Linked DNA regions of Homo sapiens: region 1 is linked to region 2. Evidence: read pairs that join two places in POLR2A ChIA-PET (ENCODE). Cell type or tissue: GM12878. All regions are shown on one strand. Each heading gives the region's core, and the rest is flanking DNA. Links, peaks and the distances in the headings are about the cores only. Region 1 overlaps TOM1 (target of myb1 membrane trafficking protein). Region 2 has its middle 15 kb from the start of HMOX1.

Region 1 (9,089 bases), core at 722-8,721, 58 kb before region 2:
AATTGATGTCTGTCCCACCCTCCAAGAGCCACAACTCTTATTCTACCCTCAGATAAGGACATGTACATGGGTCTCACACTTGCAGGCCCCTCCCCTCATCGATGAGTAGGGGAGCTTCCCAAGGGCAGCACCCGTAGCTGAGAGGATTCCAGATCCTTTGTACCAGCTGGTGTTGTCACAGCCCTCTTCTTTCAAGGATTTCAAACCCTTTCCAGATATTCTCTGCAGACAAATCTTACTGGATCTGTTTTGTTTTTTGTTTTTTGTTTTTTATGAGACAGAGTCTCACTCTGTCGCCCAGGCGGGAGTGCAGTGGCGCGATCTCGGCTCACTGCAAGCTCCACCTCCCGGGTTCACGCCATTCTCCTGCCTCAGCCTCCCAAGTAGCTGGGACTACAGGCACCCGCCACCACACCTGGCTAATTTTTTGTATTTTTAGTAGAGACGGGGTTTCACCGTGTTAGCCAGGATGGTCTCGATCTCCTGACCTCATGAACCACCCACCTCGGCCTCCCAAAGTGCTGGGATTACAGGCGTGAGCCACTGCACCCGGCCTACTGGCTCTGTTTTATAGACAGATATCAAGAAACCCATTTTCCATTTCTGGCTGTCAGCTTACCCCTAAGCACTTGGAGTCCAAATCCTAGCTGATTGCCAACAGTAAGTTGCAAACAACAGAGATGGTAAATATGGGCAGTCCCTGGGGATGAGCCTCAGTGGTTGGGGTGGTGGGAGCTGGGTGTGAGGGGAGAAGAGCCCAGAGCCTGAAGACTGAGCCCTGGAGGGGAAAAGTGAAAAAGTCAGAGAGAGCTGTCTTTGAATCCACAAAAGCCAAGCCGGGGGAGCCACAGGAAGGAATCACAGAAGTGAGAGACCACTTCAGGCCCTTGGGGGCCAGTTGGGGAATGATGGGCTGGAAAGTGGACACTTAAGCGATGTTGAGGAGACACCAGGCTGGGAGGCGGGACACCTGGTTCCAGCTCTGGTTCTGCTCCTAACTATGTCACGGTCCCTCTCCATTGCCCATCTCCCCTATTGGCAACACAGAGGTGCTGTCATTCTCCCTCTGCTTCCCAGAGGATTGGTAAGGAACGACAGAGGTCATATATAGGGACAGGGAAGGGTTGATGCCAGAGGGAAGAAAGAAACTGATGGCGGGCCAGGCACGGTGGCTCACGCCTGTAATCCCAGCACGTTGGGAGGCCGAGGCGGGTGGATCACGAGGTCAAGAAATTGAGACCATCCTGGCCAACATGGTGAAACCCTGTCTCTACTAAAAATACAAAAATTAGCTGGACGTGGTGGCACACGCCTGTAGTCCCAGCAACTTGGGAGGCTGAGGCAGGAAAATTACTTGAACCTGGGAGGCGAAGGTTGCAGTGAGCCAAGATCACGCCGCTGCACTCTAGCCTGGTGACAGAGTGAGACTCAATCTCAAAAAAAAAAAAAAAACTGATGGGTGCTGGGGAGGACTGATAGAACTGAATGTGCAGGGCTCCAAGGGCATGGTGTGTGGTTACAGGAATAAGCAGTTCGGTTTCAGTATAAATAGCTATCCCCAGAGCCTTGCAAAGATGGAACTGGCTGCCTTGTTCAGTAGTGAGCTCCCCACCACTGGAGCTGTGAAGGCAGAAGCCGGGGTGGGGAGGGCGACTATAAAGAGGATTCCTGTGTTGGTTAGCAGACTAGACCAGGGTCAGTGAGCTTTTTCTATAAAGGGCCAGATAGTAAATACTTGTGGCTTCGTGAACCAGATGGTCTCTGCTGCAACTACCCAGTTCTGCCATTATAGCACAAAAGCAGCTACATAGGCCATAGGTAAATGAATGAGAATGACTGTGCATAAATAAAAATATTTATGGGCAATGAAATTTGAATTTCACGTAATTTTCACATATCATGAAATATTATTCTTCTTCAGCTTTTTTTTTTCCCAACTATTTAAAAATATAAAGACCATCTGTAGCTCGAGTACCATACAAAACAGACTGAATTTGGCATATGGGTTCATAGTTTGCTGACTTCTGAATCGGAGCAGCTGGCCAGAGGCAGAATGATGGAGCACACTGTTCCTCAAAGTGGGGTACCAGAGCACCCACACTGGGGATGCTTGAGGGTGCTTATCCCCACAGTGTGCCCATGTGAGCCCTAATATCTTGAAGCTTCTGTTTCCTGATCCGTAAGTACAGGACCCACATTAGATCCCCAAGTTTCTGTCTTGAGGATGACAGAGCTTTGTCTAGAAAGGGCTTTGTATCAGCTGTACACATATTAGTAGAGCCCAGGGTGAGCTTGAGTCAGACTGAATGGTCTGAGTCCTGGTTCAGTCCTCAACAGCTTTGTTACCAGGAGCAAGTTACTTAACCTCTCTGTTCTTCAATGTCCTCGTCTGTACAATGAGGATAATAATAGCACCTATCAGATAGGGCTGTCGTGTTGTTGTGCTATAAAGCACTTCCTGCCAGACAGGAAGTCTCTGTAATTATTAGCTGTTGTGATTTTTCACTGGTGTTATCATTCCTGGGACCCAGTCTAAGTTAGTAGCCAAGCTAAGTGCCAGCCCAAGATTCTGACTCCAGTGCAGCCTTTGTGATGGTCTTTGTGTCCCTGGCAAATGAGCGGTCACTGGCTGGGTGGCCACCACATTCACAGACAGGTCAGGTTTCAGGCTGTGGGGAGGAGCAGATTCTTACTTGGAAATTAAGGCCTTTGCCTTCCCCTATGGATAGAACTGGTGAATAGGTTTTATTCCCTTAGTGAGCTCAAAGAAATAAGAGTATAGTCCCAGACTTCCACTCTTCTGGTTTTAGAAAAAAAAAAACCCAAACCCTCAGTGTCTCCTAATTAGCTTGAGGCCATCACCCCATGAGAAGCAGGGGGATTCAGGACAGTTTAACTCTTTACTGCCTTACTAAGGAGATCTTGATCTAGGCCAGTGCCCTCCAAACTTCTGTCTTTCATGTAGCTCATTTGTGATTTGTGTCTACCCCCATGCCACCTTCATTATTATTTTCGTAGGGTTTTCTTTTCATTAGCTTATCTGTTAAAATTTGACCTCATCCTATATAATTATATCCATGAAATCATGGCTTTGATGTTCGTGTTTTTTTCCTATCCTGCATTAAAGTAAATAATGCAGGAGAGGAAAAATTTAATGTCCCTCTAAAAATGTCTTTAAGTTTGCCCATGAGCCCACCTGGCATGATCCCAGGTAGCTCATTTTGATCACTGGGACGTAAGCAGCCTGAAATGGGGTCACAGCTTAGTCTCCGCATCAGAAGAGCTGGGTTCAGGTGCCAGCTCCGCCCCTTCCCGGCTGTGTCCCCCAGGTCTCCTCCTCAAGGGACACGGGAAACTTAGAAGTTGATAGAGCACTGCAAAGTGCGGTGGAGAACCACTGTGCAAGCCCTGAGGAGGGGAACTGGGCCTCGCTCCTGCTGGGGAAGGTAGAGAAGGGAAGGACGGAGCCTGGAGTCTTCCCAGAAGGGAAGGACGGAGCCAGGGGAGAAGGGAGGGGGAGAGAAGAACCAGCCAGACCACAGGGGCTGAGACAGACAGAGAATTTAGGGACAGACAGAGGGGTCTACTGTTTGAACTTGTTTGTGTTGGTGCAGTATAAACCCTGTAGTGGTTAACTTTATGTGTCAACTTGGCTAGGCCAGGGGAGAAAGATAGTTGGTCAAACATTATTTTAGATGTTTCTGTGAACGTATGCCTTAGATGAGATTAACATTTAAATCACCAGACCCGCGTAAAGCGTATTGCCCTCAATAACATGGGTGGGCCTCGTCCAATCAGTTGAAGGCCTGAATAGGAAAAAGACTGACCTCCCCAGAACAAGAGGGAACTTGGCCAGCAGGCTCCCCTTGTCCTTGCACTTGGACAGCATCTGTTTCCTGGATCTCCAGCCTGCCAGCTCACCCTACAGATTTTCAACTTGCTAAGCCTTCACACCTGCATAAGCCAATTCCTTAAGCGCTCGCTCTTTCTCCTGTGTGTGTGTGTGTGTCTGTCTCTCTCTCTCTCTCTTTCTTTCTGCTAGTTCCTTTTCTCTTTTTTTTTTTTTTTCTTTTTTTTTTGAGACGGAGTCTCACTCTGTTTCCCAGGCTGGAGTGCAGTGGGGCAGTCTTGGCTCACTGTAACCTCCACCTCCCAGGTTTAAGCAATTCTCCTGCCTCAGCCTCCTGAGTAGCTGGGACTACAGGCGCGTGCCACCACACCTGGCTAATTTTTATATTTTTTGTAGAGGCAGAGTTTCACCATGTTGGCCAGGCTGGTCTTGAACTCCTGACCTCGTGATCCTCCCGCCTTGGCCTCTCAAAGTGCTAGGATTACGGGCATGAGCTACCACAGCCAGCCTAGTTCCTTTTCTCTAGAGATCCCTGACTAATACAAAGCCCACTCCACCCCTGACCATCCAGATTGTCAGCAATACCTTTTACACTCCCAAGTGGGGAGTGAAAACAAATGCCATCTGTACCTCAGCCAGCCACTTCAAGCCTCTGCCTTCACAGCCTCACTTCTTACCTGGGGAGTTTTAGAAAACCTTTCTTTATCTCACTGACATTTCCTTTTGTTAGGTACTATAGTTAGTTACATCGACTTTAACATTGTGGGTTGCGGAAGCAATACCCTCTGTAAGGTATTTTAGGGTTTCTCTTGTGGTTTATGGTTAAAAAAAATACAGGGGAGAGGCAGCCAGGGTTTTGAGGAAGGGTGGCTCAGCAAATTAGGAGATGGATGGAACTTTCCACGCTGGGTCTGGAAAGAGTTATTCCTTTGGAAAATAGTTTTCAAGACAAGTTTCTGGCTGAAAAAAAAATAGCTTCTGCATATTTGTGATTTAAAAATCTCTTATGGGGTGCTTGAAATTCTCAATCATGTTGTGGTTGATATGTTTGTAGAGGATAGCATTTATTTTGGTGCTTGAAATGTATACACTCCTCCTCACACATCCCTGGAAGGTGAGTGCTTTGGTCATCTTTATTCTGTAGAGGAGGAACTGAGGCACAGAGAGGCCGAGGAGTTACCCAGGCTCACACAGCTGGTAGGTGCTGGAGTCTGGGCAGGATTTGTCTGTGTCTGCATCCCATCCTCCCAACTTTTCCATCTCACCGATTCCCCCTTAGAACTGAAAGAGGCCAGGCGCAGTGGCTCACACCTGTAATCCCAGCACTTTGGGAGGCCAAGACAGGCAGATCGCCTGAGGTCAGGAGTTCAAGACCAGCCTGGCCAACATGGTAAAACCCCATCTTTACTAAAAATACAAACATTAGCTGGATGTGGTGGTGGGCGCCTGTAATCCCAGCTACCCTGGAGGCTGAGACAGGAGAATCGCTTGAACCGGTGAGGCGGAAGTTGCAGTGAGCCAAGATCGTGCCACAGCACTCCAGCCTGGGCAACAGAGTGAGACTCCATCTCAAAAAAAAAAAAAAAAAGAGAGAGAACTGAGAGACCTGCTGGGTTTCCCTTTGAGTGACAACATCTGTGTCCATCTAGAATGAATTCGTTCAGTAGTGGCTTCTTCTGTATTTCTGCCTAACCTTCTTGACCACATTGGTTTCATCCTCGTGCTTGCATTCTCACGGTAGGAAGCACAGGTGAAAGTACCAACTGTCTGTGTCTCTGTTACCAAGAAAGCAAAACCTTCCCCAGGAGCCGCCCAAGAGACACCCGCTTCCATCTCTGTGGCCAGAAGTCCCAGGGCTACTTCTGGCTGCAAGGGGGTCTAGAAAAGCTAAATGCTGTGAGCCCAGGGGGAGCATCTTCCACAACTATTGGAGTCAGCTCCACATGGTAGGGTTAATAAAAATTTCACATAGTCACTGAGTACAGTAATAGAAATACAGTATCTAGCAAGGACAGGTAAATGTGGCGTGTGGGTTCCCACACTGCATTTCCAGATGGACAGCATGGCTGGCCTATATCCAGAGGGGTCGGTCAGAATAGGGTGAAGGCTCTGGAGATCATTATCAGAGTGGAGTGGTCACAGGTCCTGAGGATGTTGGAGGACAGATTAAGGAGGGACGTGGTACTTTTTAAAAGTATTCAAAGGGTCACGGTGGCTCACGCCTGTAATCCCAGCACTTTGGGAGGCCAAGACGGGTGGATCACGAGGTCAAGAGATCGAGACCATCCTGGCCAATGTGGTGAAACCCTGTCTCTACTAAAAATACAAAAATTAGCTGGGCATGGTGGCACACGCCTGTAGTCCCAGCTACTCGGGAGGCCGAGTGAGGCAGGTGAACTTCAACCCAGTAGTTGGAGGTTGCAGTGAGCCGAGATCGTGCCACTGCACTCCAGCCTGGGCAACAGTGAGACTCTGTCTCAAAAAAAAAATGTATTCAGAGGATTGCAAGTTGGAAGAAGGATTAGGATTTCCACACAATAGCTAGTAAGGGATCAATGAGTGCCCAAGTGTGGAGGTGTTTCATTTACACTGTTATAAAGGTTTATTGTGCTGGTGAATACAGCCTCATCTTTCATTCAGTCATTCAGCAAACAGGTACTGCAGGTTTATCATGGCCCAGGTCCCATCTGGGGTAGACAGTTAGTCCATTTGTGAGCTATAACCGCCACCCTTAAAGAGCTCACAGACTCCTGGGAGAGAGAGATGTAGAAACAAAGAGATCGCCCAACAGAGTTATTTTAATCACTCCACTAAGCAGTGCTTAGAGTTGTGGTCTGTGGAAAATGCTACTGGCTGCTAGCTGGAAGGAATAGGCCCTGGCGGGGTGGGGGGTGTCAGGGCAGACTCCACCAGGAGACCTGACCTTTGATCTGGGCTTAGGAGCACGAGTTGAGGTGGGGAGGAGCACATTTCTTCCTGGAAGAAGGGCAGTGTGTTCAGAAGCACAGAAGCCTGAGGAGGGTGATGGGGTGGCTGCGGGCGATCAGCTGAGCTGGTGAGTGGGAGTGGGAGGAAGGACTGGGCCAGGTCTCAGTGCCGGCTCCCGAGGGCTTCAGTGGAGCCCGGTGCCTTCAGGTCCATGCCGTAGTTGTCCACCGCGGAGCAGTCCCGTGGGAAGGCCAGGGCAGCTGGACCTCACTCCTTAAAGAGGAATATTAATCACGAATACTTTGAGCTGCAGGTAACAGGAAACGCAACCAGCAGAGTCTGAAACCACCACAACAACGCACTTTGTTTACCTAGCAAGAAGCCTGAAGGTTGGCAGTTTCAGGGTGGGTTTGACAGCTCCACGATGTCTCAAAACAGCCAGACTCTTTCTTGTTCTGTCCTTAGCCTGGTGGCTAATCAGTGAAATACAGTGATTGTTGTTCTGGGAAGGCAGGGTAGGCAGGGGCAGTCAGCATCGAACTGAGCACCTAGGCAGTGCAGAGCCTCAGTCGGTCATTCCAAAAGTATGTAATGCCCCCCTCTGCTCTGTTGCACCAGAAGGTGGGCCCCAGAAGGTCTGCCCCAGGCAGGCAGAGGCAGTCTTCACAGGGACAGAGCAGAGTGGAGAGCACACAAGTTTGGAGCACGCAGGCCTGGCTTTGCATCTAGCAAGTCACAAACCTCTGCACATTGGCTGCCCCCACGACAGTTGGGGATGTGGGGAGGTGACACAAATGGAGGTCCTCCGAGCATCCTGCACAGGCTGACACTTCTTCACTGAATGATGGCTGTCATTGTTCTCCATGATGTTGTTATTGTCATGGTGCAGGATGAGGAGTGACACGGTCTACCCAGAAGGAGGCACCACTGAGGAGCCAACCCTGGGTGGGGCTTAGAAGATGAGGGGAGTTCGGCTGGGCACGGTGGCTCACGCCTGTAATCCCAGCACTTTGGGAGGCCGAGGCGGGTGGATCACAAGGTCAGGAGTTCAAGACCAGCCTGGCCAAGGTGGTGAAACCTCATCTCTACTAAAAATACAAAAAAAAATTAGGCGGGCGCCTGTAATCCCAGCTACTTTGGGGGCTGAGGCAGAGAATTGCTTAAACCCAGGAGACGGAAGTTGCAGTGAGCCGAGATCGCACCACTGTACTCCAGCCTGGGCGACAGAACAAGACTCCGTCTCAAAAAAAAAAAAAAAAGACAAGGGGAGTTCAGGAGTTCAGCTGACTCATTCCTCCTCTTCATCAGCACACCTGGCACTGTCTCAGCACCTGGTCTTTCCTGCCATGGAAACGACCTTTTGGAATTGTCAGTTGTGGCCTCCCACTGGACTGTAAACCACCACTGGGGCAGGACCTTGCTGGATTTGCTCACTGACGTCTCCCTGTAGCCTGGACAGGTGTTGAGAATGTTTGAGAAGCACATAGCATCGTGGTTATGAATATGGACTTGAGAACCAGACTTCTCTGGCTTTGAATCTGCTGTGCATCTCACAAACTGTGTGACTGCAGGCAAATTGCTGCCTTCTCCATGCCCCTGAGTTTATTCATCCTCTGTCTTAAAGGTTGTGGTGACGGGTGACTGAGGGTGTGACGTGCTTATTAGTCCCATGCCTGGTGCATGCTGAGTGCCAGATGAGCATGTGAACTGGATGAGCCTGACTGAATGAGGAATGGCATTGCAGACAGAAGCTCAGAGGCGTGAGAGGGCAAGCCACATAGAGGAAGGGGGTACAGCTGACTGTGGCTGACGCCAGCCCCTGGAGAGTTCAGGCTTTTGATCCTCAGGCAGTGAGGGTGATGGACAATGTTTAAACAGAGGAAGTTGTGCTTGGAGTTATGTTTGAGTAGAGCGTGGAGGTGACAGTGCAGGCCTGGGGAGGTGGCAGCTTGAGCCAGAGCTGTCTCAGTGATCATGAGACTGTTGGAATGTGCAGGATGGGAGCGAGCGGGCTCCAGGCTGCTTCCCAGAAGGCTGGTGTGGAAAGGGGTGATACTGGCCGGACACAGTGGGCAGTGGCTCACACCTGTAATCCCAGCACTTTGGGAGGCCAAGGCGGGTGGATCACTTGAGGTCAGGAGTTCGAGACCAGCCTGACCAACATGGTGAAGCCCCATCTCTACTAAAAATACAAAACTTAGCCAGGTGTGTTGGCAGGTACCTGTAATCCCAGCTACTCGGGAGGCTGAGGCAGGAGAATCGCTTAAACCCGGGAGGCAGAGGTTGCAGTGAGCCAAGATCGTGCCACTGT
Region 2 (9,089 bases), core at 829-8,828:
GTAATCCCAGCTACTCAGGAGGCTGAGGTAGGAGAATCACATGAACCCCCGAGGCAGAGGCTACTGTGAACTGAGATTGCGCCACTGCACTCCAACCTGGGTGACAGAGCGAGACTCCATTTCAAAAAAAAAAAAAAAGTTATACTTACAATTATTGACAAATAAAAGTGCCCTGGCTCTGCTACCTGCCTCCTTCCCTGTTCCCCAAAGTGAATGGGCAGAGTGAGGTAGTGGAGGTGGGGAAGAGAGGGACAGGCCCAGAGCTTGAACTTGAGCCAAGCCCCACAAAGGAGGAAAGACATGGATATCCCAGGCCTCTCTGAGGAGCACAGGACTCAGGACACTGGGTTATATAACTGCAGGGGCGCCGTCCACACTCGGACCATGTGAATGGGCCCTGGCTGGGCAGTGCAGAGCCTGCATGGTGCTCCAGGTGACAGGTGGCCCAGCAGGGCGGGATGGATCTATCCTAAGGGTACCGTAGCACCCCCTTCCTTGTTATGCAGGTGTGGAAACTGAAGTCAGAGAGAAAGGGGACTTGCCAATGGTGTGAGCGTGAGTGGCAGAGGTGGGACCACAACCCACGTCTCCTGCCCTGCCAATTTCCACTGCGGGGAACAGAAGGGGCTCTGTCCCAGATGGAGTACTCGGCTGAGCCTCTGTTTCCTCCTCTAAATTGGAGCTAATTAAAATTGGCTCTTAGGCTGGGTGCAGGGTGAAGTCATCATGAGACAGGGAGATGAAGAAGCAGTATTCTCATGCTGACATCGTTTCTCTGTGAAGATCTTCTAACTTGGCATAAGCTATTTTGCTGGAATTTGGGATCTGAAAAACATCTTAATTCTTTTTTATTTTATTTTTTATTTTTTGAGATACTCACTGTCTCACACTGTATCTCTGGCTGGAGTGCAGTGGTGCAATCTTGGCTCACTGCAGCCTTGACCTTCCTGAGCCGAGGTGATCCTCCTGCATCAGCCTCCCTAGTAGCTGAGACTACAGGCAGGCACCACCATACCCAGCTAATTTTTGTACTTTTTGTAGAGTCAGGGTTTCACCACATAGCCCAGGCTGATCTCAAACTCCTGGGATCAAGTGATCTGCCTGCCTTGGCCTTCCAAAGTACTGGGATTACAGGCGTGAGCCACTGCATTGAGCCATCTTAAGCAATTTGTTTCTGTTTGTTTAAGACAGAGTCTCGCTCTGTTGCCCAGGCTGGAGTGCAGTGATGTGATCTCGGCTCACTGCAGCCTGAATTTCCTGGGCTCAAGTGATCCTCCCACCACAGTCTCCTGAGTAGCTGCCACCACAGGTGTGCCACAGTGCCTGGCTAAGTTTTTAATTGTTTTGTAGAGACCAGGTTTCGCCATCTTACCCAGGCTGGTCTCCGACTCCTGGGCTCGAGCAATCTGCCTGCCTCGGGCTCTCAAAGTGCTGGGATTACAAGCATGAGCTTCTGCACCTGGCCTTAAGCAATTCTTTTTTTTTTTTTTTTTTTTTTTTTTTTGAGACGGAGTTTCGCTTTTGTTGCTCAGGCTGGAGTGCAATGGTGCGATCTCAGCTCACCGCAACCTCTGCCTCCCGGGTTCAAGTGATTCTCCTGCCTCAGCCTCCCGAGTAGTGGGATTACAGGCATGCGCCACCATGCCCAGCTAATTTTGTATTTTTAGTAGAGACGGATTTCTCCATGTTGGCCAGACTGGTCTCGAACTCCCCACCTCAGGTGATCCGCGCGCCTTGGCCTCCCAAAATGCTAGGATTACAGGCCTGAGCCACTGCGCCTGGCCATTAAGCAATTCTTAATCAAAAAGCCTTATGATTCCAGTGTCAGCGATCCTAATAGGAACAGTGGAGATGCAAACAGCCAGTATCCAGTGCTACGTGACTTTCGGTTACGAGGAAGTGGGTCAAAGAGCAGCCTGATTAATTATAACGATATTTCTGTCCAGAATCTTTGTTAACACTATGAGGACAGCTTCAGTTCTTCTTAACCCTGTGAAGACAGCTTCACTGTTATTATTCCTATTTTACAGATAAGAAAACTGAGGCCCCAGAGACATTGAAAGACTTGCTCAGGTCACACAGCCCGTTATTAATGAGATTCAAAACCAGGTCTAGGGATGTTTTTAGCCACCAGGCCTTATAAGAAAGGAACTGTATCATTTCTATCAATAGATCCCAGCCAGGTGTGGTGGCTCATGCCTGTCATCCCAGCACTTTGGGAGGCCGAGGTGGGTGGATCATCTGAGGTCAGGAGTTTGAGACCAGCCTGGCCTACATGATGAAACCTCTTCTCTACTAAAAATACAAAAATTAGCTGGGTGTGGTGGCAGGAGCCTATAATCACAGCCACTTGGGAGGCTGAGGCAGGAGAATCTATTGAACCTGGGAGGTGGAAGTTGCAGTGAGCAGAGATCGTGCCACTGCACTCCAGCCTGGGTGACAAGAGCGAAACTCTGTCTCAAAAAAAAAAAAAGATCCCATTTCCCTTTGTTTAGCAAGGGTCTCCCGCTGTACACAAAGGCACTTCTCCTTTACTACATAAACAGTGAGTCATGAATCCAAGCAAATAATCTAGTGTCTGGGAACGTTATGTCATGCCTGTAATCCTAGCACTTTGTGAGGCCAAGGCAGGCAGATCACTTGAGCCCAGGAGTTCAAGATGAGCCATGGCAACATAGTGAGACACCGTCGCTACAAAAATTACAAAAATTAGCCAGGCATGGTGGTGCGTGCCTGTAGTCCTAGCTACTCAGGAGGCTGAGGTGGGAGGATCACCTGAGCCCAGGAAGTGGAGGTTGCAGTGAGCCAAGATCGCACTACTGCACCCCAGCCTGGGTGACAAGAGTGACAGCCTGGCTGACCCTGTATCAAATAATATATATATATATATATATATATTTTTTTTTTTTTTTGAAACAGGGTCTCCCTGTCTCCCAGGCTGCAGTACAGTGCTCCGAGCTCTGCTCACTGCTACCTCTGCCTCCCGGGTTCAAGCAATCCTCATGCCTCAGCCTCCTGAATAGTTGGGATTATAGTTGTGCACCACCATGCCCCCGTACCCAGCTAATTTTTGTATTTTTAGTAGAGACGAGTTTTCACCATGTTGGCCAGGCTGGTCTCGAACTCCTGGCCTAAAGCGTTCTGCCCCCTCTCAGCATCCCAAAGCGCTGGGATTACAGACATAAGCCATCAAGCCCAGCCCAATAATAATAAATAATAATCTGGTATCAAAATGCATCAAAACTCTGCCACCAACTTGCTGGACCTTGGTTTCATCACCTCCGTTATGAGAGGTTTTGTTTTTCCTGAGATAGAGTCTTGCTCTGTTACCCAGATTGGAGTGCAGTGGCTCAATCTTGGCTCACTGCAACCTCTGCCTCCTGGGTTCAAGCGATTCTCCTACCTCAGCCTCCTGAGTAGCTGGGATTATAGGCACATGCCACCACATCCAGTTAACTTTTTGTATTTTTAGTAGAGACAGGGTTTCACCATGTTGGCCAGGCTGGTCTCGAACTCCTGACCTCATGATCCGCCCGCCTCACCCTCCCAAAATGCTGGAATTACAGGCGTGAGCTGCCATGCCCGGACTGAGGGGCTTTAATATCACCATAGAGCATTCTTGCCAAAAATGGTTAACTAGAATCTAATTTGAGGAAAAAGACAAATTTAGAATATGGGACATTTTTAAGACAGCTGATCTGTCTCTGTAAAACAATCTTCAAGTCAAAGTCATGAAACACACCCAAAAGACATGACTGGATGGTGGGTGAAGGGAGAGCAGACCTCTAAAGAACAGTTTTGGAGATAACTGAGGAATTGTGACTGGACTGAGAGTAACGAATATTGTGTGATCTTCTTAATGTGCAAATAATAAGATAGATTGATGTCCTTGCTCTTAGGAGCGAAGTGTCATGATGTCCACAACCTACTCTCAAATGGCTCTGAAAAAATTAATACATAAACGTGAAAGTGAGAGGCTGGGCGTGGTGGCTCATGCCTGTCATCCCAGGACTCTGGGAGGCTAAGGTGGGTGGATCACTCGAGGCCAGGGGTTTGAGACCAGCCTGGCCAACATGGTGAAACCTTGTCTCTACTAAAAATTCCGAAATTAGCTGGGTGTGATGGCGGGCACCTGTAATCTCAGCTATGTGGGAGGTTGAGGAGGGAGAATCACTTGAACCCAGGAGGCGGAGATTGCAGTGAGCCGAGATCGTGCCACTGCACTCCAGCCTGGGTGACAGAGTGAGACCCTGTCTCAAAAAAAAAAAAAGCAATTTCACTTCTGGGTATACATCCAAAAGAATCGAAAACAGGAACATGAACAGATATTTGTGAACCCATATGCATAGCAACGTTATTTACAATGACCAAAAGGTAAAAGCAACCCGTGTCCATTGATGGATGAAAGGATAAACAAAATGTGTTGTGTGTATACAAATGAATACACACACACATACACACATGGAAACATTATTCAGCCTTACAAATTAAGGAAATTCTAACACATGCTACAAAAAAGAAAAAAAAAGAGAGAAAGAGAAAAACCAAATAGCAAACTGCTGACCATGGGCAATGTGGGTGGAGGGTGTACTGGTGTGTTCATGGTTCTATTCTTTTTTTTTTTTTTTTTTTTTGAGACGGAGTCTTGCTCTGTCGTCCAGGCTGGAGTGCAGTGGCGTGATCTCTGCTCACTGCAAGCTCCGCCTCCTGGGTTCATGCCATTCTCCTGCCTCAGCCTCCTGAGTAGCTGGGACTACAGGCGCCCGCCAACACGCCCGGCTAAATTTTTTTTTTTTTTTTTTTTTTTTTTTTGAGCCAGAGTCTCGCTCTGTCACCCAGGCTGGAGTGCAGTGGCGCAATCTTGGCTCACTGCAAGCTCTGCCTCCCGGGTTCACGCCATTCTCCTGCCTCAGCCTCCTGAGTAGCTGGGGCTACAGGTGCCCACCACCACACCTGGCTAATTTTTTGTATTTTTAGTAGAGACGGGGTTTCACCGTGTTAGCCAGGATGGTCTCCATCTCCTGACCTCGTGATCCGCCCGCCTCGGCCTCCCAAAGTGCTGGGATTACAGGCGTGAGCCACCGCGCCCGGCCTCATGGTGCTATTCTTTTCAGCTCATTGGTATGTCTGAAATTTTTTCAAAATAAAAAGGGAGAAAGAGAGAAGAGAGGAAAGAAGAGTTGGAATGAGCCCCTCTATTCAAAGCCAATCCCAGTCTTAGAGTCTGGGACCCTGTGCTAGTTGGCTTGGGCCGCCGTAACACAGTACCACAGACTAGGGGCTTGGATAATGGAAATTTATTTCTCACACTTTTGGAGACTGGAAGTCCGAGATCAAGGTGTTAGCAGGGTTGGTAATGAGAGCAAAGATCACCTGGTGGCCATCAAACAAACCATCCAGAGGCAGAACTCCTTATCTGAGGAATGGAGAAGTAATTAGACTTTCCTGTTATCTGAAGCCAGCCATCTGGTGCCAGGCTTCTTTCTTAAAAATGTATAAGTAATTAGAATTTCTCTACATCTCTGGAATGCATGCATATAGAAACTCATCATGCAACCCTTGCTGACATCAAGGCACTGAAATGTTTACAAATGTAATCATGTACCGTGACCTACGCGGCTAACATGGTCCAAATTACCCTTAAGTTCCCGCTTTAAGGTCCATAAATGGCTCTAAGGAAAATCTACCCTGGCACGCCCAGTCCTCTCGCTGAAGCGCCCCGCTGAACTCTGCTGCAGCGTTCTTTCTGTCTAATACAACTTCCCTTTTCAAACCTATACTGTTGTTGGTAAATTCCCCTTACTACCCATGAGCCAACCATTCTCTGCTGCCAGCACTCTAACACCTTGCCAAGCAGTTGGTTTCTTTAGAAGCCTCCCTCCCCAGCCTGCAGATGGCCACCTTCTCCCTGTGACCTCACAAGGCCTCCCTTCTGTACCTGTCTGTGTCCTAATCTTTTCTTATAAGAACACCAGTCATATTGGATTAGGGTTCACCCTAACAGCCCCATTTTAATTTAATTATCTCTTTAAAGGCCCTAATACGGGCGGGGTGTGGTGGTTCATGCCTGTAATCCCAACACTTTGGGAGGTCGAGGTGGGTAGATCACCTGAGGTCAGGAGTTTGAGACCAGCCTGGCCAACATGGTGAAACCCAGTCTTTCCTAAAAATACAAAAATCAGCGAGGCATGGTGGCGGGCGCCCGTAATCCCAGCTACTCGGGAGGTTGAGGCAGGAGAATCACTTGATACTCGGCGGCGGTTGCAGTGAGCCGAGATCACACCACTGCACTCCAGCCTGGGTGACAGAGCGAGACTCCATCTCAAAAAAGAATAAAATTAATAAATAAATGCCCTAATACAATCTCCAAATAGTCTGAGTTACTCCAGGTTAGGGTTTCAACATATGAATTTGAGGGGATTCAGTTATTCCCATAACAGCCTCTAAAGCCACCTTGAGCTTCATCCCTCCCCCATATTCCACAGGGGCACAGAGAGGGCTTTCCCAGCCAATTCCATTTCTCTTTCCTGCACAGGTCTGAGGCTGAGCTCTGGGCAGAAGGACCCTGCTACAGGCATCGGCTGGGAGGGAGAGAAAGGGAGAACCTGCCCTCAACCTTCTCCTCATCCATTCCTAGCCAACTCCCCCGACCACGCCCAGCTGCCCAGGGGCCCCGTCCTGCCAGCTCTCCTGCAAGGAGGCTTCTCCCTGCCCTGGTCTCCAAGGAACAGGCTTCTTCCTGGAGCCCAGGGTCCTTCCTGCCTTCCTTGGCAGGTGGGTCCCTGACCTCCTGCATTGTGGTCACTCCCAACCAAACACCTCCCGGGAGGCGGAAGTTGCAATGAGCCAAGATCAGGCCATTGCACTCCAGTGTGGGCAACAAGAGCAAAGCTCCATCTCAAAAAAAAAAAAAAAAAAAAAAAAAAAGTTGCCCTTTCGAATCCAAGGGCTGCTGTTTTTGCAAGTGGATGAAGGCTTTCCCTGAGTATTCCTCTTGCTTCCTCCCACCTCCTCCTGTAACTGAAGGATTGTCCTGTCCTCCTTAAGCATTCATTCTGCATGTTACCCCAGCAGGACCAGGAACCCCAAATACAAATTTTCCTCTATTCCTCTAATCACTTCCATGCCCTTCTCAAGATGCATCAAGACCCTCAAGGTCAGGCCGGGCACGGTGGCTCAAGCCTGGAATCCCAGCACTTTGGGAGGCTGAGGAGGGCGGATCACGAGGTCAGGAGATCAAGACCATCCTGGCTAACACAGTGAAACCTGGTCTCTACTAAAAACACAAAAAATTAGCCGGGCGTGGTCGCGGGCACCTGTAGTCCCAGCTACTCGGGAGGCTGAGGCAGGAGAATGGTGTGAACCCGGGAGGCGGAGCTTGCAGTCACCCAAGATCGCGCCACCGCACTCCAGCCTGGGCAACAGAGCGAAACCCCGTCACAAAAAAAAAAAAGAAAAAAGAAAAAAAGAAAAAAAAAGACCCTCAAGGTCATATTCAAAGGGAAGGAAGTCCAGCCCCCTTGAGGCAGCTGGCTGAAAAACAGGTTTCTCATATACTAAAAGAACTTGGGAAATGGGAATCAGAAATGGATAATCATTTTGTTGCTAGCATGCTCCAAGCTAGGGTCATTATAAGGTGATGGAGACAAGGACATAGGCTGGCCCAAGGCCACAGGCACAGGAGACAAAAATACCCGCAGGACAGAGATGAAGGCTGATCCCAGGCTAACAGATGACCATTAGAACACAGATGAAGGCCAGGTTAAACTGGTTTATTCTGGAACCCCAAGGATGAAGAGGGAGCCCCCGGTTCACTTCAGTATCTCCTCTGTTCTCAGTGGGTAATTATGATGAGATGGGGCCAAGGTTAAGGGTACACAGTAAGACTGGTTCATTCCGAAACCCTAAGGATGAATGAGGAACGCCCTGTTCAGGAAAGGATAACAGGAAAATAAGAGGATGCCTTCTTTTCTGTTTTTTTTTTCTGCTTTGTTCTCTCTTTGCAGGTGGGTAATCACGTCACCGTATGTCAGGACATGCCCCTGCATTCTCAAAAACTGGGAAGTTTGATCACCCAAATCTTGGAACAAAAAGCCACTTTTCCTTTTGAATACTGTTTGGCCTAAAAATGAACTGGGAGAAAATTACAAAAGTCAGCCTTTCTTTCTCCAAAAGAATCCAGTGCCTCTATGCAGGAAATCCTCAAATTAGCCTTCTCAGGTCTTTTATAATCAACAGCAGAATGAGGAGGACAGGGATAAAGAGACAGAGAAATGCAGGGAACAGAGAGAGGCTCAACTATTGGCTGTTTTATAAGCCCTCCAGCCCCACCCAGGTTGCCCTCAGAATCCCCTCCTAGGTAACTGCCATCAGCGCCAGAAGCCAGGCCACTGGCAGATAAACTGCCCCCATGGGATAAATGGGGAAAAGCCCCACATAGCTTGTTCCCTTTGCCACAAGCTCAGCCACTGGAAACGGGACTGCCCTGAGGGTCATAGGAACCCCCCCAGGACAGAATCCCAACCCCTGATGGCCATGAGCTGAAGGGGTTCTCTGCCCTGGCTGGCTTCCAAATCAGACATTGTCATTAACAGGACAAAGCCAAGGGTAACTTTGGAGGCGGCAAGTAAAATTATAAATTTCCCTCTTGAGTTCAAGAGCTGCCTACTCTGTGCTAATCTCCTTATCTGAGCAACTCTCTTCCAAATCCTGTTGGGTAATGGGGGAAAATGGCACCTTCTTTCTCCAAAAGAAAAAAATCTTTATATTACTTAAGGGACCAAGGAGTTTGAGACCAGCCTGGGCAACATAGTGAGACCCTGTCTCCATCAGAAACACAAAAAAATTAGCCAGGTGGACGTGGTGGCACAGGCCTGTGGTCCTAGCTACTTGGGAGGCTAGGGTGGGAGGATCGCTTGAGCCCGGGTGATGGAGGCTGCAGTGAGCCGAGATCGTGCCACTGCACTCCAGCCTGAGTGACAGAGTGAGACCCCATCGCAAAAAAAAAAAAAAATAAGTCAAGGATGATGATGATATAGACTCAGGGAATATCATTAAGTGAACGAGAAATTATCTTTATTCCCCACTTT

What was found. Peaks named below come from ENCODE experiments on the same cell type or tissue, not always from the same donor. Only the 100,000 strongest peaks of a DNase experiment are listed, where the experiment ranks them.
Region 1: POLR2A ChIA-PET joins it to region 2 with 10 read pairs; 11 of 35 experiments call an interaction of 5 or more read pairs at or near these places.

Annotation. Positions count from the first base shown.
Region 1 is chr22:35,304,223-35,313,311 of GRCh38, forward strand. All of the region lies in intron 1 of TOM1 (target of myb1 membrane trafficking protein), which reads left to right. Among named protein-coding and RNA genes, the nearest start is that of TOM1, 8.9 kb to the left of the region's middle. RefSeq lists a silencer at 5,014-5,083 and an enhancer at 6,900-7,179. In GM12878, for the core only: no CTCF peak of the experiment used is centred there; DNase peaks (open chromatin) are centred at 4,569, 5,559, 7,164 and 8,499; H3K4me3 peaks cover 2,083 bases; H3K27ac peaks cover 5,824 bases.
Region 2 is chr22:35,361,874-35,370,962 of GRCh38, forward strand. No RefSeq gene overlaps it. Among named protein-coding and RNA genes, the nearest start is that of HMOX1, 15 kb to the right of the region's middle. In GM12878, for the core only: a CTCF peak has its summit at 5,898; a DNase peak (open chromatin) is centred at 5,818; H3K4me3 peaks cover 426 bases.